Regions from separate parts of the Mus musculus genome. Here regions 2, 3, 4 and 5 are each linked to region 1. The links are chromatin loops, found by intact Hi-C in ENCODE. Cell type or tissue: heart. All regions are shown on one strand. Each heading gives the region's core, and the rest is flanking DNA. Links, peaks and the distances in the headings are about the cores only. Region 1 holds the start of Magt1 (magnesium transporter 1). Region 2 holds the start of Magee1 (melanoma antigen, family E, 1). Region 3 overlaps Atrx (ATRX, chromatin remodeler). Region 4 holds the start of Atrx (ATRX, chromatin remodeler). Region 5 overlaps Atrx (ATRX, chromatin remodeler).

Region 1 (6,352 bases), core at 1,353-6,352:
TTTAACCAGCCACACCCAGGGAAATAAATGTAGCGGGATTGGTGTAGTGCTTGCCTAACATTCCCTAGACTTGATTGCTAACACTTCAGAAGCAAACACAATTAGGTCTATAAAGGTGGGAAGGACTTTGTCAAGCCCAGCACTTGGGAAATGGAGGCCAAGGATCAGGGGTTGAAGACATCCTTGGCTACAGATTAAAATGGCAGGCCAACCTAGTGTACCTGAGACCCTCCCTCAGAAAACAGCCACAGCCGGAATAAGCAAATTCATAAACATTCCATAATCAATTCTGCTCCAGAACATTTAAAAGGGTGAGTATGAGAAACAGAAACACAACAAAATAAACTAAAAAATCATCTTTTTGCCTGGTCTCCAGAGCAAGTTCCAGGACAGCCAGGCTACACAAAGAAACCCTGTCTCAAAAAAAAAAAAAAAATGATAAAAAAACTTTTCCTACAGTATTTTTAAAAGTCCCTAAGTCACTTAAAGATCAAAGAAATTGAGATTACCAAACAACTGTTGTTTCAACACTCTGATTTACCAAGTGATCTCCCCTCTATACCAAAATAAAATTAAAAACAAACAAACAAACAAAACCACCCAGTTTAGTGACCAGAGATTGGTTAATGGTCTTTGACATAGGTATTACTTACTAACCTCTGTTTTACAAAAACAAGTTTATAACGCTAAATCATTTGTCCAAAGTGAAAGAAATAATAAACACAGCTTGTAGCAGATGAAAGATCAGTTGGGCTTCTTTCTTTTTTTTTTTTTTCAATTATTCCCAAAGTACTTCAGTACTTAGAACACAGCATGTGATCTAAAGGTAAAATAAAACTAAATCCATGGCTAGAAAAGCAAGTAAGTATTGTGTAAGGTCACCTTCATTCACATTACTGAAGGTCACCTTCAGGGTAAAGCAATTACAAAAATGAATTTTTTTCTTTCCAGTCCAGTGTATTTTCCATATATACTGCTAGTCTCAAGTTTCCACGTACTTGCCTAACTTTAAAGCAGGAAAAAAAAATGACCATGATTGTTTTCGCTATAGTTAATATTCCGTTAATAATCTACAGATGACTTCTTCAAAGCTGCCAGGCTTAAGGTTTTCAACCCCTTGCTATGAATCCAGATGCGGTAGATTTAGTTTCCTACCACCGTTATTGTAGGAGATCAGTTCTTCTACGTAAATACACTCCCAGAGCTAAAATTTAGATCATCGCTAAAAGAGCAAGGTGTCCGCCAAAGCGTTCTTCCTGGAAATCATAGGTCTCTGAAGAAAGAGAATGCATAACGAGGTTAGGAACACAAGGACAGGATGATAAAGCCACTGTCACAGCTACCTCTGTTATGGCTAGCTTCCCTTCCCAGTGACTGGAGACCACGCAGGGGACCATGCACCTAGAATTAAAACCCGCAGGATTTGGGGCGGAGGAAGAGGGCAGAAGAGCACGAGGACAGCCGGATCCCGGGTGTTGTAAAGAACTCGCCCACATTATCTGCTCACCTTGGAGACGGCTTAGTGCGTTTTTGGCTAAGGGCAACATCGCGGAGACGAAGATGGAACTGCGGCGACTATGCTGCTGCCTTGGTGCAAATTCACCCCAGCTACCCTTGCAAAGCGTCCTGAAAAACAAAATGGCTTTCAGCAGGGAGCCCAAATGAGAATTGGTGAGATGTCGCGAGATTTAGGGGTTGACCTATAGAAATTGTCATCCTAGTTCCTGCGAGGAAATAGGAAGGTCTTTGGGAAATGTAGTTTCAAGCTTGATGGCTTCCATAAAGTAGTATTTACTAAGCAGGGAGGTTAACTCTTTGGACAAAGGTTTCGGACTCTACAAAGGAGAGCTGAGACACCGACCTTACATAAGGCACCAGCATCAAAATGGTGCTAAAACTCCAGAGGATTGGATCTAGTGTCTCACTTCCAATTACAGTCCCTTCAAATTTTTCACATTCTGTCTCCTATTACCTACATTAATTGGTTTTACCTTTATTGGTTTTTTTTTTTGGAATTTTTGTGGGGGAGTTGAGACACGGCCTCTCTATTTAGTCCTGGCTGACCAGGAACTCTCTATGTAGACCAAGCTGGCCTGGAACTCACAGAAAAAGTCCTGCCTTTGCCTCCCAAGTGCTGGGAGATCAATTGACCTTTTTCCCCTAAGGATTCCAGTTCATGTGCATCTGGCAAGAATACTATATATGTATCTTCTTAAGAAACTCTGTGTAGGGCTGGTGAGATGGCTCAGTGGGTAAGAGCACCCGACTGCTCTTCCAAAGGTCCAGAGTTCAAATCCCAGCAACCACATGGTGGCTCACAACCATCCTTAATGAGATCTGATGCCCTCTTCTGGTGTGTCTGAAGACAGCTACAGTGTACTTACATATAATAAATAATAAATAAAAAAAAAAAAAAAAAAAAAGAAACTCTGTGTAAGCCAGGTCTCCCTATGTAACCCAGACTGGCTAGAACTTACTATGTAGCCCAGACTGGCCTAGAATTTGCAATTCTTTTGCCTTAGCTTCTCTAGTGTCATGATTAGATAAATAATGTACAAATCAAACTCTGCTTTTTAGAGCATCCTATCAAAAGGTATAGGATCTTAGCATGTCCCATTCAGTAATAGTATGAACTTAATCATTTAATCCAAGCACTGCATACCAGATTTCTACACTTTAAAGTCACCGCTTTCCCTTTGTAATTAAAAAAAAAAAGTATCTTGAGTGGAAAGGAGGGATGTGTGCAAAAAAAAAAAAAAAAAGGTAACTCCAATGCATAATGACTATCCTATTCTGCATAAGCTTCTATCCACTATGTTTTGTATCCATTGGTAATTCTTTACCACACTGTGTCTGTATGACCACTGCAGTTCATATGCCTAAAGCAACCTGAGTGAGCATAAAACAGAGATACTCAAACCACCATGCTTATTTGGTATGCTTGTTTATTTTTTAAGATTTATTTATTTATTATATGTAAATACACTGTAGCTGTCTTCAGACACACGGGAAGAGGGCATCAGATCCCCATTACAGATGGTTGTGAGCCACCATGTGGTTGCTGGGACTTGAACTCAGGACCTCTGGAAGAGCAGTCAGTGTTCTTAACTGCTGAGTCATCTCTCCAGCCCCTTGTTTGTTATTTTTGTGTTTGTTTCTTGGAGACTAGATTTCATCCTGTAGTAGAGGCTAGCTTGGAATTTACTATGGAGCCACTCCTGGCCTCAATCTCCTGGCAAGCTGCCTGCTTCAGTTTCCCAAGATGATAGGTGTGAGCTGACATACCTAATAATTTAACCATTTAAAAATTTTTCTTTTTAAATTTTGAGGTAAGCTCACACCAAGTGGCTCATATGGGCCGTTAACTCACTCTAAAGTAGAGAGACAGGCATTGAACTTGTAATCCTCCTACCCCAGCTTCCCAAGTAGGAGTTAAACTGACCTATGAGGCCCAGCTTAATTTTTTCATATCCTACTTTCTCCTCTCCTTTGAAACAGGGACTCGCCATGTAACCTATGTGGGCCTCAAAGTTGGGATTTTCCCACTCTAGTCTCCCAAGTGCAGGGATTACAGGAGTATGCCACCACATGTGGCTATTGCTTTCTCTGTGTGTCTCTCTCTGTCTGTCTCTCTTCTGCTCTCTTCTCATCTGTCTTTTTGTTTATTTTGTTTTGTTTTGTCTTGTTTTGCTTTGTTTTGTTTGAGACAGGGTCTCTTGTAGCTCAAGGAGGAACTCCCTATGCAGCCTAGACTGGCATTAATCCCTGATATCCTCCTGCCTCTATCTCCTGAATACTGAGATTACAGGTATGCACCGCCAGGCTCATTTTATTTCATATCTCTTTATGTGGAGACCAATTACTTTCCTTTCTTTTTTTTTAAAGATTTATTTATTACTTATACAGCATTCTGCCTGCATTATTCCTGCAGGCCAGAAGAGGGCACCAGATCTCATTATAGAAGGCTATAAGCCACCATGTGGTGGCCAGAAATTGAACTCAGGATCTTTTGGGCCTGCTCTCAACCACTGAGCCATTTTTCCAGCCCGTCCCTCTTTTAAAGCAGTTACTTTCCTTTCAACAATCATCTCCTTAACTCTCCAAATAGTGGAATTATTATAATTCTGTGGGGTTTTTGCTTTCTAGCAGGACCTAAAAGAATAATCACATAGTATGTTCCACACATTCAAAATAAATGCACCTTGGGCTTTGGATGTAGTTGTGATAAAATGCTTGCCCAGCTTGTGTGGGGTCCTTTACTCAATCCTTTACTGTGCCCTGTGCTGCAAAATAAATAAATAAATAAATCCAAATTATAATGTGTGTGTGTGTGTGCACGCGCTTGTGTGTATACTGAGGAAATATTGAGGATTAAACCTATGTGTTTACAAATAACAGTTAAATGTCCTATCAACTGATCTATATTTCCCCAATGTCTTAGGGTTACTGTTGCCATGTTATAACACCCTGACCAAAGCAACTTCATCAGGAGTTGCAGTCATAGGAACAGTACTTAAGCCATCTTCAAGAATAGTATGTGCTTGAAAAAAAGATTGGTGTGGGGGGGTGGCAGCGTGAATGTACATGCAATGGGTGTGTGCCTGGTCTCTGTAAAGATCAGAAGAGTGCATCAGATCTCCTGGGACTACTAGGCTGTTACCCACCATGCCGGTCCCGGGAGGGTCTTCTCCCAAAAACAGTTAAATGTTCTCAACCCTTGAGACATTTCTCCAGCACCTGTCCCAGAGTATTATACTAAAGGAGCAAATTTCAACAAAACAAAACAAAACCACTTTTGATGTAAGATATTTGGATGTTTTGGGTGTTGTCAGCGCTGAGGTTTGGGCTGAGAAATTAATTTTGCTTACCAGAGGGTATAATGCAAGCTTCTGCTTTAGACCACGTAGTTCCCTTGGACTTGGCTAGAATGGAACTCTGAAGGTTCCTTGAATTGTTGAATTCCTAATCGTCCTGCCTCCACTTCCACCTCCCAAACCTGGGAGTTTGGCTGGGAGAAATCACGAGGGCTCCTTTATGTTTGAGACAATCTTACATTAATCAGGTGGCCTGGGATCCGGACAATGGAGCCAAAGATGACCTTGAACAATTGATGCTCTTGCTTTCACATTCAAAATGCGTGGATTAGAGGCTTTTGTTACTTAGGCCAGCTCAAAATCAAACAGTTCTAAAGGAAGGAACGCTTTCTAGATGATGATTCCATTTTTAAACGTACAAGCCATTTTGTGCCTCAAAAAAAAAAAAAACCAACAAAAAAAAACCTCAGCGCCATTTCAAACCTGCGCATGTGTACTAAAAGTTCGCTGAGCGCGATGTCTTTACACGTAGGAAAAGGGTGCAGCCTTTTCAGCGGACCAATAAGAAACCTCCAGATTATCCTTTTCCGATTGGCTCCCGGGAACCAATCGGAAAAGAACTTTTTTTTTTTTTTTAAAAGCGGGCGTCTGCTGAGCGTGAGGTCACGTGAGGGGTCGAGCGGCAGGGCTGAGCCGAGCCAATGGGGAGCGGCAAGGGCTCGGTTCGCCCGTTCTCACGCCCCACCCTCGGACCGTGCTGGAAGAAAGTTTCGCCCCGCCGCCAAGAGAGAAGCGTGAACATGGCCTCGCCAAGGTGGTTCTGGTCTGTGTGTGCGATCGCAGCGGTGGCACTGCTGCTCGTTTCCAAGGTTCCTTCGGCCTCTGCCCAAAGAAAGAAGGAGGTGAGGCGGCGCCTGCCAGCGGCAGGGACTTTCTCGACTTGGGGCTAGAAAGGGTCCGCTCGCCCCTTCCCAGGGATCTGTGCTGGGCGTGACTTGGAGTCCGCGGTTGGGAGGAAGTTGGCTTCACAAAAGCGGGAGCTGCAACTTCTTGTATTGTAGGGTTTCACATTCAAAAGCAGGCTGGAGTAGGTGACCACCTCGCTTCCAGCAGCTGGGGAACGTGCAGCTACAAGTAGTGACACTCCTGGAGTTTGGACCGCTTTGGGTGTTGGGCTGAGGAGCTCGTTTTGCTACCCAGAGGATATAATAATGCAAGCTTCTGCTGCCGACCATATGTAGCTCTCTCGGACATGTGTCTGTCATGTCAACCCAGGAGTGGAAAAATTAGATGAGTGAGATGATGCCAGTTTCATGCCCGTGTTCAAGCGTTCAGAATGTGTAAAACGTCTGTATTTGGTGACGGACACCAATCACGAAAGAGCAAACTAAGCCCCCCCCCCCCAATTTATGGAACAGGCAGTCTTTGAGATGTAGAAAACATACAATATTCGTATTCCTTTCTGTTTATTTTTTTGTTCTGTTTCATTTGAAGCATTCTCCCCCCTATAGCCCATTCTGGCCTTGACCTCATGACAA
Region 2 (6,352 bases), core at 651-5,650, 890 kb after region 1:
ACAGCCAGTTTAAGTTCTTGAGTGTAATCACCATGCCAAGTGCACAGCTTGGCATTCCATAGCACTCTTCCCTGTCATCCAGCTGTTAAACGCTTTCAGCGTTGTTTTTCTCCTTTGATGTTCCCTGAACCTTGATGGTTATAAGGGTGAGAAACATGTACCGTTTAGGACTAAGCGCTCACTTTGGGGATGCATATTAAAACTGCTATATAACTCAGAGGAAGCTGACTCAAGCATCTTCCTAAATTATTTAAGACAAGGCCTTATCTATCCCAGGCTGGCCTTGAACTCTATGTAGCTCATAATAACTTTGAACTTCTGATCCCCTGTGCCTCCATTTCCCGAATACCAGGACTACAGTAGCAAGCTACCACATCTGGTTTATATAGTGATTGGGACAGCACTCAGGGCCGTGTGAAAACTGCATCCCCAGGTTTTTTTCCTTTTTATTAATGTGCATGTGTATATCTTTGTGTGAGTGCCTCCTGGGGCCAGGAGGCATTGGATCTCCTGGAGCTTGAGTTACAGGTAATTGTGAGGTGCCCAAAGCGGGTGTCCGGATCCAAACGTAGATTCCCTGGGAGAGCACTAAGTACTATTAACCACCAAATTATCACTCCAGCCCCATGACCTAACCAAGCATCTTAATGAGATAGCTTATGGCATGTGAAACCTCTTACCTTGAACTCACTGACTTCAATCCATACCGGTACTCACTGAGGACTAAAATCCAGATTCAAGTTCATTTACCTTATGTTGTATCAAGAAGCCAGTCTTGTCTTCCCACCCCTATCCATCATGGTCACCATGGACCATTTGGATTCCGGAATTTGATTGATGTATCTCCTCTTAACTCCCAGAGTACTCTCTACATAGTGTATTTAGTGTATCATAATAAAACTGCTGGTCTGGAGTTGTAGAGAAGGTGCTATGCCTTGTATATGTCTATCACACTATAACCAGAATATACTACTGTGCCCATTATATGAGAGGAGTTTAATATATATTTATTGAATAAATTAGTGGATTAGCATTATTTGATTTATTACACTTTTATTTTTCAACACACTTTAGTACAGCAAAAGCAAATACAGGGAAACGTTAGTATTCTTTACACAATAGCAGACAAAAGGGAAGCCAGCCACAACTTAGTACTTTGTCAGTTGTTCTATATTTGTTTAACATCTGAAACTAGATCACTTTACTGATGATTTTTTTTCAAGCTTTCAAGGAAAAGCCTATATCTATAGCTATCTGCTATATGTTCTCTTTCAGACAATGCAACAAGATGGAAAGAGTCCTAAAACACTTTATAACACTATCAAAATGCTCACAGCACAAAGTACACCAGAGAGACAGTAAGTGGTCAATCACATTTACATTAATGGACAGTATTACTAAAACAATGGAAACTTTTCAAGATACCAAACAAGAACTAAATATGAAAAGATACATAAGTGGAACTGGAACACAAGTATCAAATACAATACGTACCCCCCCCCCAACACACACACACACCCACTCCTAATACATGAGAACCAGAGCTCTAGGCCTGGCCATACAAGGCCTCGATGACACAATCTATCGCAAGTTGCGAACGATCAACGGACGACGCCCAGCTTCAGCTCTGTTGGCCTCATCTTCCATTGCCTCCCTGTACTGCTCCGGCCAGTCTTCTGGCTCCTTTCTGTGGATTCGGGCCACATATCGCAGGGCTTTCATCTTGGAGGTTTCCAGGCGGGCTCTAGGGCCCCATACAAAATCATATTGCACCGGATCACTGTCAGGAACCCGCAAACTGTCTAGGTAGCGCTGACTCAAATACCGACAGGTAATCACGTGCTTTCTGCCATTTTGAACTCCCAAGCCCCTTAGAAAGGCCCAGACTGCAGACTCCCTCGCATGGTTGCCCATGATAAAGATGAAGCTCAGAACCTGCATTAAGAAATTGTTGCCGGGCCTGTTTGGACTGTCCATGATCTCTTCTGTATCTTCCATTTCTCTTCGGTTGTACAGGGTGTAGGAGTGGTTCCTGGGATCAAGGACCACTAGCTCTGTGCCATACACGTGGTTTAGGGTGCGAGCAGCACGATTCAGGAGATCAGGGAACACTTTGGTGCACTCTCGACCGATGTAATACAGGATTCCCTTCTTTGGTATAGGCAGCTTAGTTGAATCCATCAGCAGAAATAACTGGACCAATTTCCTTGCCTTGCTCTCTAATCTTGACTCAGGCCAAGAATGGGGAGAATATTTTGAGCCAGAAGCATCTAGCTCTGGAGCAACTTCTGCAAAAAGGGGCCTCCTAAATGGACGAGCAACTCTGAAGTTATTAACAACAACTCTGTCAGCGTCTTCTTCCAGAGCTTCGTTGTACAGGGCTGGCCAGTCCATAGGATCTTTGTTATAGATCTTAGCCATGAACTTCAGAATTTTCATCTTGGTGGTTTCTGCGCGGGATCGTGGGCCCCAGTAAAACTCATACTCGACTGGCACACAGTCAGTTAGTGGCCTATAGTCCAAGTAACGCTGCCACACAAACTCTACAGACAGAAGTCTCTTCACGTTCCCAAAAACAGAAAGCCTTCTTTCACGCTGCACTCCGAATCTCCAGAGCATCTCCCAGATATCAGCTTCTCTCGCTTGGTTGCCATTTAGTAATATGTGTCCCAGAATCATCATCAAGAGGCCCATCTTTGGCCCATTTGGGACGTCTTCTAACCCTTCAAAGGGCACTGGTCCCAGTTTGTTGAGCAGGATGTAGATGTGCTCCTCAGTGTCGAGCTCCTTCAGTTCAAACCGAAAAATGCACTCCAGGTGGACTGCTGCTCGTCTGAGGATCTCCGGGAACTGGTGGCGATAGTCTTTGTCAATGAATTCCCTCATATCAGATTCCTTGATAGGGTACTTGGTCTGATCCTTCAGCAGCAGAAACTGCAACAATTCTGCTACGTTTTGCTCCATGGGATCCTGAGGCTTCAAGGTAAGAGCAACGCGGGAGGTGCCCAGGCCCATAATGGTGATGGAGTTGGAATTCTTACTGTCTCTCAGGACCTGGAAATCCAGGAAGCGGTCTTCACGCTTTGGGCGTACAGATGGATCCTTGGCCTTTTGCAGAGCACGGGAGGTGCTCTTGTTCCTGCGCTCAGAAGCACAGCAGCTCAGTGCTTCCTCGGGGTTATTAGCTTCAGTGGGCATCCCAGAAGCGCTAGGGCCCTCGGCAGCTAGGGACATCTGCGAGGTGCTCGACCCCTCCCCCAGGCAGTGCAGCTCCGAGGTGCTCCGGCCCTCCCCGCAGGGAAGCAGCTCACAGGATCCCTCCGCAGCGCATGGCGCCAGCGAGCTGCAGAAGCCCTCAGCAGAAATGGATGACAGGGACGAGCTCAGGCCCTCGGCTGAGGTGCTCGGGCTCTCACAAGCAGCTGATGGCACCGAGGTGCGCAGTCCCTTTTTGGAGGTGGGCGGCACGTTGACGTTACATCCCTCCATTATGATGGGCGACACCCAGGAGCTCTGGATCTCACCGGAGGGGGGCGACATGGAGGCGAACAGTCCCTCAGCGGAGGGGGGCGGCGCAAAGATGTCGGGTTCCTCCAAAGCGGAGAACAGCATAGAGATGCTCAGGCCCTCACCGAAGGTGGGCGGCAGGTTGATGCCCAGTCCATTAGAGTCAGTGGGCGGCACCGAAGTGCTTGGGTCCTCACTAACGGAGTAGGGCTCGTTGATACCCGGTCCCTCCGAGATGTTGGGCGACATAAAGATGCTCAAGCCCTCATCAGAAATGCCCGATTCCTCAGAGAAGGTGGGCGGCACCGAGATTCCCGGGCCCTCACCCAGGGTGGGCTCCATGTTAGGGCCCCCATCAGAGTGACGCTGCTCAGAGATGGCCAGCCCTTCTGAGACAGGGAGATGCTCATAGGCCTTTGAGCCTTTAGGAGCAGTGGGCGGCACAGGGCTATTCGGGCCCTCCGAGGCGGTGATTGACATAGCGGTGTTCAGCCCTGCGGAAACTGCAGGAGGCCGGGAGGCGCCCCGACCCTTCCTGGAGGTGGGCATCTCGGAGGTGTTCGGCCCCTGGGAAATGATGAACTGCCTAGGGGCGCTTGAGCCCTCTGAGGCGGTGGGCGGCACAGAGGCGCTTGGGCCCTCCCGGGGGGTGGGCAGCATGGAGGTGCCAGGGCCCTCAGAGGCGCGGAGGCCCTGGAGGATCTTAGGATCGTTGCGATCCCGAGGGACGTCTGGGCCTGGCACAGCAGCAGGGTGACCCTTCCCGTTGTTTCTGCGCGCATTGGCCCTTCCACCGCGGCGGCGGCGCGAATTCTGGCTTACCAGCGACATGGTCCTGTCGACCGACGTGTGGAAGCTGACACTGACAGGCCCGCGATCTCACAGACGAGGGGGAGAGGTATGTAGGCGCCTCTGCACGGAACTGCCGCTAGAGCAGGAATGCTGCTGCTGCCAGGCCCGAGCAAGTCGCAGGAGCAGAAATTAGAGGTGGTGGGCAAGAACGAAGGTTCTAGCCGACTGTGAACGCTAGTCTCAGAATGCTCGCCTCTCACACCCCGCCTTCTGCCGCAGTCCGCGCAGGCGCAGTTGGGCTCTGCGACAAGGCGACCCCGCCCAACCCAGCCTCTCCCGTGGGTTTGCGAAAGTGGACCTGGTGATTCTGCACCAAAACTGCGCAATGGCAGGAGGGAGGCTTTGATAGGAGACAAGGAGCTTGGAGCAGATGGGTAAATGGAGGTAATACTAGCTATTTCTCAAGAGTCAGGGTACCTACTAGAAGGTTTCTACCCAAGTGTCAGGTACTTGATAGATTTTCAAAATTGCATCCTAAGGATGCATTGGGGAAAATGTGCGTGGCGCATGGAAGGGTGCAGCTTTCATCCCCTCCCTTGTCTCCTCTGTCATTTTCTCTATCGAAACCTCTAATACCTCTCAAATTACTGCCCCTTCTCCAAAGGGCTGGGATTTAGTTCTACTTAGGAAACCTGTAGCTAGCTAGAAATTTTCACTGCACAGTCCCAACCCTTACCAATGTAGAAAAATGTAATCTCTTTTGTGGAGTCCTTCAATAGTGCTATTCCAACCACACCCAAAATTAATTATCCTAGGACAGTTAGTTAGCACCATGGGGTCTGTTAGAAAAACTCACTGTCAGGTTTTGAAAACTGCAATTAGCATGGTTTATGGAGGCAAGTCTCTGGGAAGGTTTCTATTAGTTACTAAAGAGCTACTGGAATATGAGCCAGCTAAAGCACAGGAAGCTGTCCAGAATTAGAAGGATAATGGATAGAAGGAAACATTTGGTTTCCTTATAGGGCCTCATGGTTACCTATGCTGCCAGTATTCTGCATGTTTCTGTGAAGTTAATCTTGTGTAGCTTTGTGCAGTACCAACTGGTTTTAACAGAATCAATCATATGGTGTCATATTCCAACAATATTTTATGTTATCCACATTGCATTCAGCACATGGGTCCACAAAATCGACTATGGGCCTATTACAGCATTACCTAAATATGTGCATATGATTAGCCTCTGAATCTTGGCTAATGTCTATGGTTAGGAGAACAGGCTCATTTTCATAAGTGAAACTTGTGGAGGAGCTTTCCCAAAGATTCTGCTACAGTCTATTAAAATCAAGCTGGTGAGAAGCAAGCCCAGAATGCAGTTAAAAATGCCATGCTATATTCTGCTGCAGCAGAAGACACGTGTACATTTGGGGAGTTGAGTGTTCCTTCTTGTTCACATTAGTGTGCATGAGAGTTCATGTTTCCTAATGACTGTCAAGCACACACAAAGAAGGGGCTCTTCCATGTGCCTGCACTAGAATTAAAAGAGATCACAATTTAAATAAAGTTGTTAATTTAATAGCTGCACACAAAATTATACCATGTACAATAGAACAGTCACATATGGAACACTCAGGGGTGGTCACATTATTTAAAAAATAAACACTAACTATCATACATTTGGCTTATTTCTGTTCCTTCTTATCATGACATAGCTATGTTTCAGTGAAGGACCACCTGCTCTATCATAACCACTGACAAGGAAACTCTTCTAGAGAGCTCATTTGTATAATTAAAAACAGCCTTTAGGATTCCTCCCTGGAGGTATAGCAGCACCAGCACACCAATGTATTTCTTCCCAAGTCAGCTTGAACACTATTATTCTCATTGCTGTATGTGAGGTGTGTGCTGAGAAACAGCAAATATTACTTGGCGAAGGCTGGACCAGGAAAGTAGAATTGTAATCCACAGCTTTTAGAAACCTCTTTAGAAAATCTACAATAAACCTCCCTGGAGCAAAACCAGATACACTCACCTGTAGCAAACCAGATCCTGTGAG
Region 3 (5,000 bases), core at 1-5,000, 150 kb after region 1:
AGCATGATATGTATAGTGAATGGACAGCTTCTAGTCTTTTAATAATTGTATGATCTCAGGCTGGTGACTTTAACTTCTTTTGCCATAATTTTAATCTCTAATATTGAAAATTTGATAGTATTTTCTCTTATCCTGGTACCAAAATACGTGATAGCCTGGAGATGATCTTAGCAAAGAACACTAAAATGGCCATCTGTCTTAATAGAAAGCTCTAGTTTTAAGAAACTAAAAATTATATGTGTTTGCTGTCATCATTTTGTGAGAGATGAACCAAGTGCTCTAAGCACATCTGTTCTCTGACCTTATTTGATGTTGTGCTGATACCAACAGGTTTCTGTTAGTAGACAGGATAGGCGAACTAGGGTGAAAGGTCATATTTATTTTGTACTTAATTAGAGCTCATGTGTAAACCCAAAGACTTTTCTTCTGCTTTCCTATTTACTTTTTTTTTTCTCAACAAATGTCTGTCTAAGCTATTTGATGGGATAATATAGTAAGTCCTACATTGGAATGTTCAAAGCATACAATGTTTAGTCAGGGATTTTCGTATACCATCATTGCTAGATAATGGAAGCATTTACAACTTATTTGTCTTTTAGAATGCTTTCGTTTTTCACTTATATAAGCTGCTGTTTCCTATGAATCACAAGTCTTCCAATGTCACTAGGTGTTACTCCTACTTTTTGAACTATGGAAGATGATCTTTTATATTTAGCCAACAACTAAGCATGTTGTCAAGGTACAATTTTGGTATCACTTATCAAAAATTAAGTAACAGTTTTACTTTTAAAATGAGTGGATTCTATATATCTCTCTGTAACTGATATCTATTTTATTGGATAATTTCGTTAATTCAATTTTGTATTTGTGTGGTTTTTTAAATGCAACCCTGGTGGTTATTTTGGAGAGGAATTGAATTTTATTTTGAGCATGTCTTTATACTCATTTTAATGTGCTTTGATAAAACTTATAATTTATAACTTGTTTAATATCCAGCATACCAAAGAAGTATCTTAATATGCATGGTATCTTTCACCGATATCACTGATGCAATACAGATACCTCTTTGAACTATTTTAGTACAGAAAAATTATGTGAGCATATTTAAATATGCACTAATCAACTTCTAGAATTTGTTTGCAGATCATGATTAAATCTTGGCATTTTTTTAAATTTCATATTTTTTGAGTGAGATATATCTTGGTAGAGAGCATATTGTAAATGTAAATTTGTACACAATTGTATCATTGTGTGTAAATTGTGTATAAATTTTATATGCTTTGCTTTTTCGGTAGTATTGTTAAAATGTCCAGTGTTGGTGTTTATGAAGAAGTTAATAGTGTATTGTTCAAATGTTTAACTTTGGATGCAATAAATTTCTGTAAAACATTTTCTTGTTGAAGCATTTAATTTTAGTTATGATGTATCTTTCATAAAAATTCATAAGACTTTGTGAGAATAAAGTTATATGGCCTACTTTGTAAGCTAAAGAAGTTTTCTTCTTCCTGAAATTAAGACAGTCAGTACTTTAGCTCCCTAAAACAATATGCTTATGTTTTTGTGAAGGCTCAACAAACAGTTCCTTTTTTTTTTTTTTTTACTTTTTCTCTTTTAAAGCTGTGTCATTAAGAAAGTCCTATCTTCAACTTGGTGAATGGACAGTCAAGGCTACACAGTAAAACCTTGTCTTGAAAATTAAAACACAAAAAAGTTCCCCACCTTCAGTATTTTATTGTAAATAAATAACTACCTATTAAATCTTTAAAAATACACGCATTACCTTTGTCAGTTAGAAGGGTCCTATTTATAAATTTCTATTTAGGTGACCAAGTATAGTTGTTGAAATAGATAGCTGTCATTTTTCTGATAGAGCTTTTTTTTTTTTAAGAAAAAATTAGTGATCTTATAATTTGAAATTTATACAACTGAGAATTTACCTTGGGTTTTTCATGTTAAGCTTACATATTTTTAAGAGATAGTATAATAATAATAACACCAAATACTATGTTTTTCCTTTTTTTGAGATATGGTTTCAATATCTATCTATCTATATATAGATAGATAGATAGATAGATAGCGCCCAGGCTAAATCTCAAATATATTCCCCTGCCTTTGCTACCTAAGTGCTGGAATTAAAGGAATGTGCTGCCCAGAGCTTGTCAGGGTTTCTTAAGTTGTAATTTATGTCAGTTGTGTGAATGTGCTGTTATGGTAAGGTTTTATTTGCTTTCGGCATAGTTTAGGGTTTGGTGTGTGTGTGTGTGTGTGTGTGTGTGTGTGTGTGTGTGTGTGTGTAAGATTTATTTATTTTGAACACTGCCTTCTGCCTGCATGTGCGCCTGAAGGCCAGAAGAGGGCACCAGATCTCACAGGTAGTTATTAGTCACCATGTGGTGGCTGGTAGTTGAACTCAGCATCTCTGGAAGGGCAGACATTGCTTTTACCTCTAAGTCATCCATCTCTCCAGTCCTCGGATAGTTTTAAATTGTTCCTTGCTTTGACGACACAGCCATGCAATTGAAAAAAATTGGTTTGCGATTCTTAGCCAAAGTCCTCTGGAGCAGAAGTATTTCAGAATTTGAAGTTTTTATAAGATATTGTTTATACTTGTCTATACTGTTTGAATAGCCCAGATCTACTACATATTCAAAGGTTTTCAGAGCATACCAGATTTAGGGGGTTAGGAGTGTTCAGTGTATACATATATTGATTTCTTTATGTTTTCATTATTATATCTAGAGACTTTTTAACCAAACATTTCTCATTATATATATTTTAAAACTTATATTGTCAGTGAGCCTCAGTAATAGAATATTAGTGTACATTCCCCAGCACACACATTCTCAGTTTATTCTTCAAGATGTAGATGGTTTTAGTAATATTGTACTTTTTCTCAGATTTTCTTTGGATGACACTAAATTTTTCCATAAATGCAAATCATGGTGTGGAGACTATTGATAAAAGTTTTACTATACTTACAGAATGAGACCCTTGTTTCATTTGGCCATAAATTTTTGCCCTTAAACCAGGAAATAAACAAATTATTTTGACTTCTGTTTGTATGAAGTGGATATTCTACTAATGAAGATGTTGTACTGTTAATACAGCTTAATTACTTGGGAAGAGACTAATGATTCTTGGATATTGATCATCATATAGTGAAGATATTTAAAGGTTACTCATGTGATTTTAGTAGAGTTAGTGAAATAAGTGTATTATAAGCCCTTAATACGGCTTTCATTTGATGACCGACTCCTATTTATGTCTTTATTTATTCTCTATACAAATTAGGTAAATCCAGAATTTCTTCTGTGGCTTTTTGTGTTTCAATGGTACTTTTTTGGTTGGTAAAAGTATTTTGAATCTTTTAAAAAATTATTTATTATTATATGTAAGCACACTGTAGCTGTCTTCAGAAACACCAGAAGAGGGCATCAGATCCCATTACAGATGGTTGTGAGCCACCATGTGGTTGCTGGGAATTAAACTCAGGACCTGGAAGAGCATCAGTTCCATTAACTGCTGAGCCATCTCTCCAGCCCATTATTTCGAATCTTTATTGCACTTAATCCCAGCACTCGGGAGGCAGAGGCAGGCGGATTTCGGAGTTCGAGGCCAGCCTGGTCTACAAAGTGAGTTCCAGGACAGCCAGGGATACACAGAGAAACCCTGTCTTGAAAAAAACCAAAAAAAAAAAAAAAAACCAAAAAACCAAACCAGACTGCATTTGAAGTAAGAGTTTTGTTTCTCTTTCTGTTGTAGTAAAGGTTTTAAGTATTTAGGGATTTTAAGTTAATTCTTTTCAATGGCTTTGTTGATATGGTTCTGGTAAGTATAGTCAATTAAGTCTAATGGAGGTGTAAAAAGCTATAGGTAGGATTCACTGGCCGATGACTAAACAATCAATGCAGGTGTCACTAACTTTCTTCTTTGTACTAGACAGTTCTTCAAAGAAAGAAATAGTATTGGTACCATTCTTATTGTGTGGGTAGGACTTGCGAATTACACTAAATATACTTTCTTGTTTGGTAATATTAGAACTTTGAGCAAATGAGAAATTTTCTCTGCCAAGAAAAGTCTGTACGTTAGTGTTAGCAAATGTACTCATTTTTCTGACTTGATAGCTTTTGTTTTTAAGTTTGATATTTTAAAATTAATGCTTTTTAATTTAATTCTGTTTTTATTTTTCAGTATAAGAATATTGAATAAAGAATGAATTCTTTAATATGACTAATTGTCCTGTATTGATGTTAATATTATTTTTTCTTAATAAAATTCTTCTAAAAGCTTAGATTTTTAAAAAGATTTATTTACTTATTCATTTATTTATATTATATGAGTGATATATCTGCATGTATATCTGCATGCCAGAAGGGGACATCTGATCCCAGGATAGATGGTTGTGAATCACCACGTGGTTGCTGGGAATTGAACTCAGGACCTCTGGAAGAGCAGACAGTGCTCTTTACCTCTGAGCCATCTCTCCAGCCCCCTAATTTTTGTTAAGTAAAGCCAGGAGATACTCACTTTCTTATTTTCCTTTTCTCTTAATTGTTTTGATTTTTGAAGACTGGTGTATATATGTGTGTATGCGTGTGTATGTTTGTATGTGTGTATAGCCTTGGCTGTCTTGGAACTTGCTCTGTAGGCCAGGTTAGCCTCAAACTCAGAGAGTTCTGCCTGTCTCTGCCTCCTGGGTGCTTGGGTTAAAGGTGTGCACCACCTTGCCTAGCTGAAATATTCATTTTCTAATTTGTGTGCTTTAAGCAGAATGCATCATGTATAAAACATTAACAACCATGGGTTCTTTTGTGGTGTTCTTTTTTTTTTTCTTGTCTTAAACATTTCCTAAGCCCTGGAGCTCACTGTTAGACCAGGCTGTCCTTGAACTCGAAGCTCCACCTGCCTTTGCTGCGTTAGTGCAGGGATAAAAGGCATGTGCCACCCACTGTCTTGGGCCCTAACTATGATTTCATATAGCTAGTCCTGATTTTTTTAAA
Region 4 (6,352 bases), core at 1,353-6,352, 85 kb after region 1:
ATTGTCTCACAGTTCCAGGTTATACAGTTACACAAGGTGGCAGGAACTGGAAACAACTGGTTACATCACATCTACAGTCAGGCGTAGAGAGAAATGAACTCATACTTGCATGCTTAATGCTCAGCTCCATTTTTTCATTCTTACGCAGTTGAGAGTCCACAGCCTTGGGAAATGTGTTAACCACAGTGGGAAGGTCTCCCTACCTCAGTTAATACAATCAAGATAATTCCCTACAGTCATCCTTAGAGGTCCTTCTCCCAGGTCATTGTGTCAAAGTGGTGGCAATTAAAACTAAACTTCCAGCTACATAGTGAGTTTGAGGCCAGTCTGGGCTACACAAAACCTTGTCCCAAAAACAAAACAAACAAACAAAATTCATTCAGATTAAAATAATAGATGAATTACTATTTTTTCCATAGTTGTGTCTGTTAGATAGCAAGGATATTTGTTGTGATGAAATAGATCTTTCAGGTTAACTTCATTTCTCAAGGAGGAAGAACATGGCTTCTGTAAATTGTGTTTAAGTAATATTTAATATATTAAACACAAAAGAAGAACATTATTGAACAACAGAAGATTGATTTCCACAGTTGGTAGTGGATCTTGAACATTTAAAAATTATTTGAAATGTTGCAAGTTTCTGTTCATCAAAAATGTATGCTATCCAAGAGAACTCTTTAAAATTGTGATGATGTTGACGTATATAGCTCTCCATACTTGATGGCTTCTGGGTGTGGGAGATGGCATCTGGGGGACAGGCTCAGTTTTCTTTAAAGGGCTGGCCACTGGGAGTTTGACCAGGCTATGGATAACACAAATTGGTCTTGTTTTCTTCTCCTCCTCCTCTTTCTCCTCCTCTTTCTCCTCCTCCTTCTCCTTCTCCTCCTCCTTCTGTTTCTTCTTCTTCTCCTCCTTCTCCTCCTCCTCCTCTTCCTCCTTCTTTTCCTCCTCCTCCTCCTCCCTTCCTTCTTCCAGGGAGGGCAGACTTGAGAGGACTAGGAAGTGAGTGCGATGGGGTTTCACAATGTCAAATTCCAAATAATCAATAGAAGTACTGTGAAAAGACATAAAAAAATGTATATTAGAGGCTGAAGAGACTGCTTAGTGATTATGGGCACTTGCTGTTCCCAGCACCTACATTGGGTAGGTCATACCTGCTTGTAACTCCAGTGCCAGGGGTCCAACATTCTCTTCTGCAGTGTGAGGACTTGTGTACATATATACATCCAGGCTCTCTCAAACATACATACAACATTTAAAAACCAAATCTTTATATGTTAGTTAGCCAGGTGTGATGGCATATGCCTTTAGTCTAAGTTCTCAGGTGGCAAAGGCAGTTGGATTTCTGAGCTGAAAGCCAGCCTGATCTACAGAGCAAGTTCCAGGAGAGCCAGGGCTGCACAGAGAAACTCTGTCTCGGAAACAAACAAACAAACAAACAAACAAAAACCTAGTCTGATTGTTGGAATGCATTGTTTGAAAAGAGACTCTTCTCTTGTCATTCTAGTCCAAAACTGCAACCCTGACATCTAAGCATGACCAAAACTGTTGCATATTTCAGGAAAAATAAACAGAATGAACAAAATAAAGGGAATGAACATGTGTTCCAGAATAAATGTGGGCACAAAGTTGGAAACTTCAAATTTAGAAAACTTATTTGTGATTTGCAGAGATTATGAATGAAAAATGAAATGAGGGGGAAACGATTTGGATCAGTTGGTAAGTGAGATATACCCCCAATCATATCAGATTGAACTAATGGCTGACCTGTGTGTGACAATTTCAAGATTGTTCAATATCAAAAGAATTAGATGTCAATGTCCAGTTGATCATATATATATAAATACCTGTAAGTATCCTTAAGTATGATGGGGTACACCTGTCTTCTAAGCACTTTGGGAGGCTGCAAGGACAGTCCAAGTTTGAGGCCAGCCTCATATACATGTTGAGTTGCAGCCTAGTCAGGACTGTATAGCTAGAATTTTTCTCATTCTCTTTCCACAAAAGGTAAAAATTCACACGTGTAAGCGTTGGCAAGCTGAATATTATAATGAAATATATAGAAGAAAAATTAAGAATATTATAAAATAGGAAAGAAAATATTTATATTTTGGGTGGCTATGGAGATTAATGATTAAGAGTGTGCATGTGGGGGAGGGGTTAGGACATAGCTCAATGATAGAGTATTTGCCTAACATGCACAAAGCCTTGGGTTTAAAACAGCATAAGAATGTATGTCCACCCTCCCCGCAAGGATGGATGTTTGGCTGAATGTGGAACTTGTGCATTGGTATCCTCACCCATTAAAATGTTAGGTCTGCCTACTTTGGATGGTTCAAGCATGAGATTAAGATAAAGGATCTGTGTAGTGGTCGACATATAGTAAATTCTCAATAAACGTAAATGGGGTGTCATTGTTTCACCAATTATGTGGAAGTAGAGAGGTTGGACCAAGAGCGCATTTTCAGGATAATGTCAAGATACATCCCTGACACTTTGAGGTCAGCAGTAACTGAACTGGACCCCACTAAGAAGAGGTGGAGGGGATCAAATGACGTCGACCGCCTTAGCAACAGGCTCCCAAAGAAGGTGAATTTCCGTAGCCAATAAGACACTGAGCTCTGGCAGAGGTAGCCAATAGATGACGGAAAGAGGAAGAGGGAGGACGCGCCAATTCTCCTGCCCAAGCCTCGGCCCAACAAAATGGCGTCGGCATAGGCCTTGCTTTGTTTCCGTGGCTCTTGCAGCAGCAGCAGCAGCAGCAGCAGCAGCGGTAGCGGACTCTGAGCTGGGAGGACGATCCAGCACTATCTGCGGTGACTACTAAGATCCCAGTACTTTTCGTTCAGCCACTGGCGCCGAGGAGCGCAGAACGGTACCCAAGGGGTTGCCAAGCCAAGCGGCCGTCCGAGCCAAAAACATGACCGCTGAGCCCATGAGGTAAAACGCAAGCCCTTGTCACGGGCCCCGGCGTTCTGCTCCCGGGCGCCTTCCACTCGAGTGGGGTGTTTGCAAAGACGTGCGCTAGGTGCCCTAGGCCCGCGCGCGGCTTCGCGGTCAGCGGCATCGTTTTCCCTCTAGGTGAGCGGGGCTGGGGGAGCGCGGTGGGAAGCCCCAGCTGGGGCTTGGGGTGTGTGTGTGTGTGTGTCTATGTGTGTATGTGTGTGTCTGTCTGTCTGTCTGTGTGTGTGTCGGTCGGGGGCGGCATGCGGCGCGCGCGTTGCCTTTCCCGCCTCCCGCCGCTGCGGAGCCGGGAGCCCCTGCTCGGCTCACGCCTCCGTGCCCGCGGCGTCGAGGCCTGGGGGCGGGGGGTGTCGCGGGCCACCGAACGCTTGCGGTCAGTCTTTCGAATCTCGGGGCCTAGCGACTGCGTGGGGAAGGAGGGGGGAGGGGGGGGGAGAAGGTGGATGGGGGAGGGGGAGGGGCGGAGGATGGGGAGGGGGAGGGGCGGCGGGAGGAAGTGAGATCCTGGAACTAGCGAACCCCAATGGTCGCCTCCACTGGAAGTCCTCCAGCTCTCCGCGGCTCCGAGAGGAGAGCCGAGCATTGGAGGTAGGAGGGCCGGGCCCGGAAGGTACCTCTAGAAGGTGCCTTTTCGCCCCCCGACTCCAGATCCTGGAGGGTTATCTTGGGGACCCCTGGGCGGCTGAGACGGAGAGCGGGCAGCCCAATGCGGGCTTTTGCTTTCTGAGAACAGCGGCCGACGACTTTGCAGGAGAAGTCCGGTTTTTGACGGGACATCGGTTGTTGTTACCCCCTGCGGTTTGGGACACGTTCCGTGAAGTAGTTAGATCGTGCTTTTATTTATTTGTTCCACGAGGCATGTGGAGCGGGTTAACGGGGATTCACCAGAAGATTTATTGCAAAGGTAGAAGAGAGCCCAGGCCCGATGTTAGCGATCAAATACGTTTACGATTCAGGCTGTTTTTCCACGCGTTTCTGATTTGCTTTTTGATTGTTTGGAGTAGTTAATCTGAAATGGATTCCGCTTTTATGCAGATACCTTGCTTTTTTAGGCAGTTTGATATTTGACCTTTTATCCCAAGATTGAATTCGGTGATTTTTCTTCTCGAATGAGATGCAAGCTTGGTGAATAGTGGCAAAACGAAATTATAGGTAGCGTGGATCATAATTGCATCTGTAATTGGCAAAATGTGCCGTTGGGTGACTAGGACATCATGGCTTTGAGCACTTTAGATTGTAGAATTTGAGAACGAGCCTATCCGATTATTTTCTACCTTAGCAAACAGTGCATCGATGCTCTCTTTACTTAGGGAAAATATACTTCAGTTCTGTTTGTTTGTTTGTTTGTTTGTTTTTCGAGACAGGGTTTCTCTGTGTAGCCCTGGCTGTCCTGGAACTCACTCTGTAGACCAGGCTGGCCTCGAATTAAGAAATCCGCCTGCCTCTGCCTCCCAAGTGCTGGGATTAAAGGCGTGCGCCACCACGCCCGGCTTATACTTCAGTTCTTAAAATACAGGCACTTAGTTGTGTAAAGATCATTGTCTTCCTTTATGAATTTGTGTTAACTGACCCAAGTAAAACAAATCTTTTTTTTTTTAAATGGAATATTGAGCAGTATTGGCTGGTTAATACCAGGCATTCATGCTCATTTACTTACAGTTCAGTATGACTTCTAGGTTTTACTTCATGTCTTAGTTGTCTGTATTTAAAACCATAGTTGCTTCTTTGTGGATGGTGAAGCTGGATACTGAAGGATTTGAAACCAGCCTGACTCAAAGCTAAAAATCTCCAAACAGAAAACAGGTGTTGCCTGTATCCTCTACCTATCAGGAGGCTGAGGAAGTTCAAGACCAGCCTGCTCAACATCGGATGGCTGTTGCAAAAGGAAAAATACATAGGTTGGATTTGGATTTTCATCCTTCCTTTCTTGCCTTCATTTTGAGATATGTAAACCAAACTGGCTTTGAACTGAAGGGTAATCACAAACGTCCCAGGGCTGGCATTACAGGTGGCACCATGCTGAGTTTTGCGAGGTTGGAGATTGAGCCCAGAACTCTTATATGTGTTAAGGAGGCATGCTTCCAACTGAGCTACCCTCCCTCCCCTTCTCTTTTCCATAATGGTGATCTTGTGCCTCTGTGCTAACTCACTACTCTCTAAGGCTGCAGTCTGCCCTCCTTTTGCATTTTATTTTGAAACAGTTTCACTAAATTGACCAGGTGAGAGAGAGAGAGAGAGAAAGAGAAAGAGAAAACAGACAGTCCTACCTACAGAGGTCAGCGTGTGCTCTTCCTTTCAGCACATGGGTGCAGGTGTTAGAACTCAGGTTCCCAGTCTTAGCAGCAAACAGGTTCTCCCTACCTACTGAGCCATCTTGCCAGTCCACGTGTATCTTTTTAAAGGTGTATCTTCCTTCTAATTATGTTTTTGTCTGTGTATTTACACGTGTGTGGGCTGGAGGAGATGTGTCTTTCTTACTTGTTCTGTTACTGTGAAGAGTCACCATGACCACAGCTACTCTGATTGAAACATATGATTGGCAGCTCGCTTGCCGTTTCAGAGGTTTAGTTCATTATCATCATGGCAGGGAACACTTCCGTTTCCTGGCTCCTTTCAGCTTTGCTGACTGCCTCACACTTTTCTCTCTTGGGCTGGTTCCATGCCTGGTCTTCAGCTTCCCTTTGAAGGTATCTCACAACTCTGGCATCTCCAACATATTGAGGTCTCTCTAGGTCTCCACATACGGGCACCCCTCCCACCAGGCGGCCTTCGGTGACTTCTGAGTCACAGAGGAGATTCCATAATCCCATTCGTGTCTCCAGAACCTCGTGGCCAATGCTGCCAAATTCTGCTGCTTGCTGGGGCTGGAACCCGGTCTCCCGCCTTCAGTTACATTTGCCTCAGCTTCCTGTTGTTCCTGGTTTCCTTCTCTGCTGCAGCAGAGGAAATGCAGTTGGGTGGAATGTCTCGCCCCGAGGACTCCCTTTAGCCTGGGGCTTGTCTTTAAACTTTGTATTTAGTATCTCTCTGAGCACTGAACGGCATTCCATTATACTCCCTGGCTCATCTTTTCCTTTGAAGCTGTACACTTGATGTTTCTCATTTTCCAGTTTGCTCCTTTTCATTACAGATCTGCATAAGAATGATAACTAATAACCACACTAGGTCAGTCAGTATGGCCAATATTCATCTGTCTTAAAATCTCCTCTGCTAATGGCATTAATCTAAAACTCTTCAGTTTATCTTTGGACTGGTTTTTAGGACAAGGACAAAATGTCCCAATAGTTTCTAGGCTACTTACTAGTATTCTCCTGCACTGAAACTTGACTTGTCACACAGTTCAAATCTCCTTTAGCACTGTTTCCCAAGCTCCTAATAGGGATGGCCA
Region 5 (5,000 bases), core at 1-5,000, 140 kb after region 1:
CCATATCCTCCTTCTCTAAATCTCCATGTCAAACACACCTTCAATATGATTAGGAAATAAAAGATTTTAGAAAGTGTTTCATATATGTTAATTATAATGTTAACAGTATTTGTGTACTTTTTTATTAGGAAAAACGTGGATTGAGTTTCAGATAGCTTTCATACCAAGGTTTCAGATTTCCAGCTCATGTTGGATTAAGAACAGTTCTATGTTCGTTTGTTTCCCAATGAAAATGTACTCCTTCAGTCAGTATATGTGCTGCCAAAGCGAGCACACTCCTTTAGTCAGGATTGGTGATATGCACCTTAATCCTAACACTTAGGAGGCAGAGGCAGGTGGATCTCTGTGGATTCCATCTCAGACTGGCTTACATAGTAAGTTTCAGAGAGACCCTGTTTCTTTTGAACTACAGAGGAAGGCCATAAGAAACACGCCAGATGAATGTTTGATAGATTCTGACATCCTCACCTCTACCAAGCTTAATTTGGTTACATGTTTTCCCCTTTCTTGAATTCGTTTGATCCAGAGTTCTATCCAAAGTCCCTTTTGTTGTAGTGTTCAAATGTTTTATCACTGGGCTTGCTGCTTGCTCTCTTTGCCTATATACTTGCCTTTTTTTTCCATGAGGCCTGTATGTCACGTACTGACATGTCACTAATAACATGTCATTTGTCTTCCCTAGTCCCAGTGGAAAGGAATTGGTTTAATGAGACTTGCATTTGAATGCTTTCTTTGCATCTTACCCAGTTATGTTAGTTATTGGATATTACTTGCCTGTTAATGAACCTCAGACTTCCCCATGAGATTTAAAAATACTGTATATTGTTAATTACTTAGCTGTAGACATAGTGTTTATATATACTAACTGTTAAACATTTTAAGTAGCAGAAACATACATCTTTGTTTAGAACTTTGGTAGCTAGTTAGAAATGTGTTTACTAAGTAGCTTGTCTTTTTGTATACTATTATATAAGGGATAGTGGTTCTTGATGAGAATTCCAGTTCAAGATTTCAAGGAGGCAGTTTCTTGAAGTAGTCCAGTGTTTAAAGTATAGTGTTCTTGCTTTTATCACTTAAAACATGCACAACGCTTTCACATTTTAATGGCTTTGAAGTAAGATTTGTGACTTGTATATTTTGAATAAATTTCCCTTTCTCTTTTCTTTGAATAGAACTGCTTTAAGTATTATATGAGTGACGATATTAGCCGTGACTCAGATGGAATGGATGAACAATGTAGGTAGGTAATAAATTCTCATTTAAGATGAATTGTTGTCTATTTTGGGATAATTATCAACTTCATTAGATTATGTTTTTCTCTCCTAAGGCATGTTTTGTTTTGTTTTGTTATTTATTTATTTATTTATGTATTTATGTATTTATTTATGTATTTATGTACGTATGTATGTATGTATGTATGTATTTATTTATTTATTTAGTGTATAGCAGTCCTCACAGTTCTGGAACTTGCTTCATAGACTCGCCTGGCTTTGAACTCACAAAGATTAACCTGCCTCTGCTTCCCAAATGTTGTCATTAAAGGAATGCACTATCACTCTTGCTAGATTCCCAAATGTTGTCATTAAAGGAATGCACTATCACTCTTGCTAGATTCATGTTTTAATTTTTTTTTAGATTTTCTACCGTGTGTCTTTATGTGTTTGTGTCTATGTGTAATTATGAGCAATTGTGTGTATTTACCCTTGGAAATCCGAGGCGCTAGTGAGCTGTCTGATACGGGTGCTGGGAACCAAACTTCCTTGTGCTGCAAGAGCACTATGGTCTCTTTATCTCCTGAGCCATCTATCCAACCCTAGTAGATCCATGTTTTGTACAGTATTCCTTGCTATGTTTAGTTGTTGGTTGTCTTTTGCCACAAACCCTTGTTTAGTTTTACATTTCGGATAAAAGTAAGCAGACCATGTAAATTACTACTTTAAAGATGCTCGTAGGAAATTTTAAATTCTTTTATCATCAAAGACATGAAAATTCCTTTCACTAGAAATAACATTTGAATCCTTAAACCATTTCAGATGGTGTGCAGAAGGTGGGAACTTGATTTGTTGTGACTTTTGTCATAACGCCTTCTGTAAGAAATGCATCCTGCGCAACCTTGGTCGAAAGGAGTTGTCTACAATAATGGATGAAAACAATCAGTGGTATTGCTATATTTGTCAACCAGAGCCTCTACTGGACTTGGTGACTGCGTGCAACAGCGTATTTGAGAATTTAGAACAGTTGTTGCAACAGAATAAGAAGAAGATAAAAGTTGACAGTGAAAAGACTAGTAAAGTCTGTGACCAAACATCCAAATTTTCTCCAAAGAAGAGTAGTTCTAGTTGTAATGGAGAAGAAAAAAAGTTAGAGGAGTCCTGTTCTGGTTCTGTAAGCTCCACTTACTCTCACTCAGCACTATCTGTGCCCAAAGAGATGATTAAGAAGACAACAAAACTGATTGAGACTACATCCAACATGAACTCCAGTTACATTAAGTTTCTAAAACAGGCAGCAGATAATTCAGAAATGACTTCTGCTATGAAGTTATGTCAACTTAAGTCTTTTAAATCTGTGTTGGATGATATCAAGAAGGCTCATCTTGCATTAGAAGAAGATTTGAATTCAGAGATCCAAGCTTTGGATGATGTACACAAAGAAAAAAATACCAAAGACCTTAAAAGCACAGATGCTAAGTCTGAAACAAAATTAGGAAAAGGGGAAAAATCCTATTCTACAGAAAAGAGAGAGTTTTTAAAGTTAGATGCTAGATCATCAGTAAAGGCCATAGATGGTGAAGAGCAGAGAGCACACAAAAGTACTAGTGGGGAACATAAGGGTTCAGGTAGGAAAGATGGCTCTCAGTATGAACCCACTAACACTCCTGAGGATTTAGATATGGATATTGTGTCTGTTCCTTCCTCGGTTCCAGAAGACATTTTTGATAGCCTTGAGAGTGCTATGGAAGTTCAGAGTTCAGCTGATTATCAAGGAGACGGCAACAGTGGGACTGAGCCAGAACTGGAGAGCTCCTCTGTAAAATTAAATGTTTCTTCAAAAGACAGCAGAGGAAATATTAAGTCAAAAGTCACAGCGAAAGTAAGAAAAGAATTATTTGTTAAACTTACCCCAGTTTCCCTTTCTAATTCCCCAATTAAAGGTGTTGACTGTCAGGAAGTGTCACAAGAGAAGAATGGCCGTAAAAGTTCTGGGGTGGCCCGCAGCTCAGAGAAATGTAGACCCAGAGAGGAAATTAGTGATCATGAAAACAATGTCACAATACTTTTAGAAGACTCCGATCTTCGAAGATCCCCACGTGTAAAAACTACACCGTTGAGGCGACAGACAGAAAGCAACCCTGCAATGTCGAATTCAGATGAAGAAAGTAATGGAACTATGAAGGAGAAACAAAAGATGTCAGGTCCAATAAGAAAAAAGGATAAGAGAAACTCAGCTGACTGTGCTACTGATAACCCTAAACCTCACAAGGTACCCAAAGCTAAGCAACCAGTGATTGGGGATCAGAATTCAGATTCTGATGAAATGCTAGCAGTCCTCAAAGAGGCAAGTCAGATGGGGCATAGTTCTTCCTCAGACACTGACATTAATGAACCACAGATGAATCATAAAGGTAAAACAGGGAAAGATGATAATGGAAAAAGGAAACGGAAAAATTCTACTTCCGGGTCAGATTTTGACACTAAAAAAGGAAAATCAACAGAAACCTCTATTATCTCTAAAAAGAAACGCCAGAACTACTCAGAGTCCTCTAACTATGACTCAGAGTTAGAGAGAGAGATAAAAACCATGAGCAGAATTGGGGCTGCCAGAAAAAGTGTTCCAGAGAAAAAAGAAGAGGACTCTTCTGAAGATGAAAAACAGGGCAAAAAAGTAGTGGATAATGGAGGGCATGAGAGGGCGAAGACAACACAAGAAGGGTCATCTGCTGATGACACTGGTGACACTGAAGGCAGGCAGGGAGGGAGTTGCTCCATAGCAGGAGGTTCCATTGAGAAAGTCAGGAGTGGAGTGGAATTCCGAGAGATGCTTTGCAAACCTGGTGTTTCCTCTGATGGTGCTGAAAAGCCTTCAGTGAAAGAGGAGAACGTGAATTCCCCTGAAGACAAAAGAGTCTCTAAGACTAAAGAAAAGACTAAACATCTGAGAAGCAGACAAAGTAGAAAAGGAAAGGGTGGGTCATCTGATGGCACTGATCGATTTCCAAAGAAAGAGCAGAGCGATGAGTCTTCTGAAGGCGAAAAGAAGCAGAGCAGACAGAGACCTGGAACAAAAGGAAAGAAAGCCCCAGACTTAAAGGGAGAAACACTGAAGCGAGAGCAGGAGTGGGACTCTTCCTCTGATGGGACCGAGAGATTGCCGGAGGAAGAGGAGATTGGTCCTTTTTCTAAAGGCATAAAGCAAAGTAAAACTGACACAGCTGGTGGAGAAAAGAAAGGCAAAAAATGGAAAGATAAATCATGTGAAAAGAAGGAAGAATTATCTGATAGTGTTGATAAATTGCCAGGAAAAGGAGATAGTTGTGACTCTTCCGAAGATAAGAAGACCAGGAACAGAGTGTCTCTGAGAGAGAAGAAACGATTCAGCTTGCCTGCAAAGAGTCCAGGGAAGAGGCCAGAGTGTTCATCGTCAGATACTGAGAAATCCTTGAAAGGACAGTGTTGTGACTCCACTGAAAAGAGACCGAAAAGAATTGACTTGAGAGAAAGAAGAAACTCCAGTTCAAAGAGAAATACCAAGGAAGTAAAGAGTGCTTCATCCTCTTCTGATGCTGAGGGAAGCTCAGAAGATAATAAAAAGCAGAAGAAACAAAGAACTTCAGCCAAAAAGAAGACAGGCAATACGAAGGAGAAAAAAAGAAACTCCTTAAGAGCAACTCCTAAAAGGAAGCAAGTAGACATCACTTCTTCATCTTCTGATATAGGAGATGATGATCAGAATTCTGCAGGCGAGGAAAGCAGCGATGAACAGAAAATCAAACCCGTGAC

What was found. Peaks named below come from ENCODE experiments on the same cell type or tissue, not always from the same donor. Only the 100,000 strongest peaks of a DNase experiment are listed, where the experiment ranks them.
Region 2: a loop joins it to region 1, with 4 times the contacts of the local background. A loop is called at or near these places in 4 of 42 quality-filtered maps.
Region 3: it touches region 1 in a loop (4-fold over the local background); 4 of 42 quality-filtered maps call a loop at or near these places.
Region 4: it touches region 1 in a loop (5-fold over the local background); 21 of 42 quality-filtered maps call a loop at or near these places.
Region 5: a loop joins it to region 1, with 2.5 times the contacts of the local background. A loop is called at or near these places in 4 of 42 quality-filtered maps.

Annotation. Positions count from the first base shown.
Region 1 is chrX:106,011,026-106,017,377 of GRCm38, reverse strand. It overlaps Magt1 (magnesium transporter 1), which reads left to right and starts at 5,576. Exons shown (of 10, transcript NM_001190409.2): 1 at 5,576-5,716. The coding sequence starts at 5,615. It overlaps Cox7b (cytochrome c oxidase subunit 7B), which reads right to left and starts at 1,678. Exons shown (of 3, transcript NM_025379.2): 1 at 1,508-1,678. The coding sequence starts at 1,547. In heart, for the core only: a CTCF peak has its summit at 3,931 (motif pointing right); DNase peaks (open chromatin) are centred at 1,657 and 5,487; H3K4me3 peaks cover 2,001 bases; H3K27ac peaks cover 2,456 bases.
Region 2 is chrX:105,118,597-105,124,948 of GRCm38, reverse strand. It overlaps Magee1 (melanoma antigen, family E, 1), which reads right to left and starts at 4,571. Exons shown (of 1, transcript NM_053201.4): 1 at 988-4,571. The coding sequence starts at 4,338. The coding sequence ends at 1,582. In heart, for the core only: a CTCF peak has its summit at 3,524; DNase peaks (open chromatin) are centred at 3,548 and 4,588; H3K4me3 peaks cover 1,890 bases; H3K27ac peaks cover 748 bases; H3K27me3 peaks cover 3,142 bases.
Region 3 is chrX:105,861,937-105,866,936 of GRCm38, reverse strand. The region is part of intron 10 of Atrx (ATRX, chromatin remodeler); the gene reads left to right. Among named protein-coding and RNA genes, the nearest start is that of Gm23656, 9.4 kb to the left of the region's middle. In heart, for the core only: a CTCF peak has its summit at 2,375 (motif pointing right); no DNase peak of the experiment used is centred there.
Region 4 is chrX:105,925,688-105,932,039 of GRCm38, reverse strand. It overlaps Atrx (ATRX, chromatin remodeler), which reads left to right and starts at 2,668. Exons shown (of 35, transcript NM_009530.2): 1 at 2,668-2,940. The coding sequence starts at 2,921. In heart, for the core only: no CTCF peak of the experiment used is centred there; DNase peaks (open chromatin) are centred at 2,649 and 3,539; H3K4me3 peaks cover 2,730 bases; H3K27ac peaks cover 1,921 bases.
Region 5 is chrX:105,874,607-105,879,606 of GRCm38, reverse strand. Atrx (ATRX, chromatin remodeler) reads left to right here. Exons shown (of 35, transcript NM_009530.2): 8 at 1,173-1,240; 9 at 2,034-5,000. Among named protein-coding and RNA genes, the nearest start is that of Gm23656, 3.3 kb to the right of the region's middle. In heart, for the core only: no CTCF peak of the experiment used is centred there; no DNase peak of the experiment used is centred there.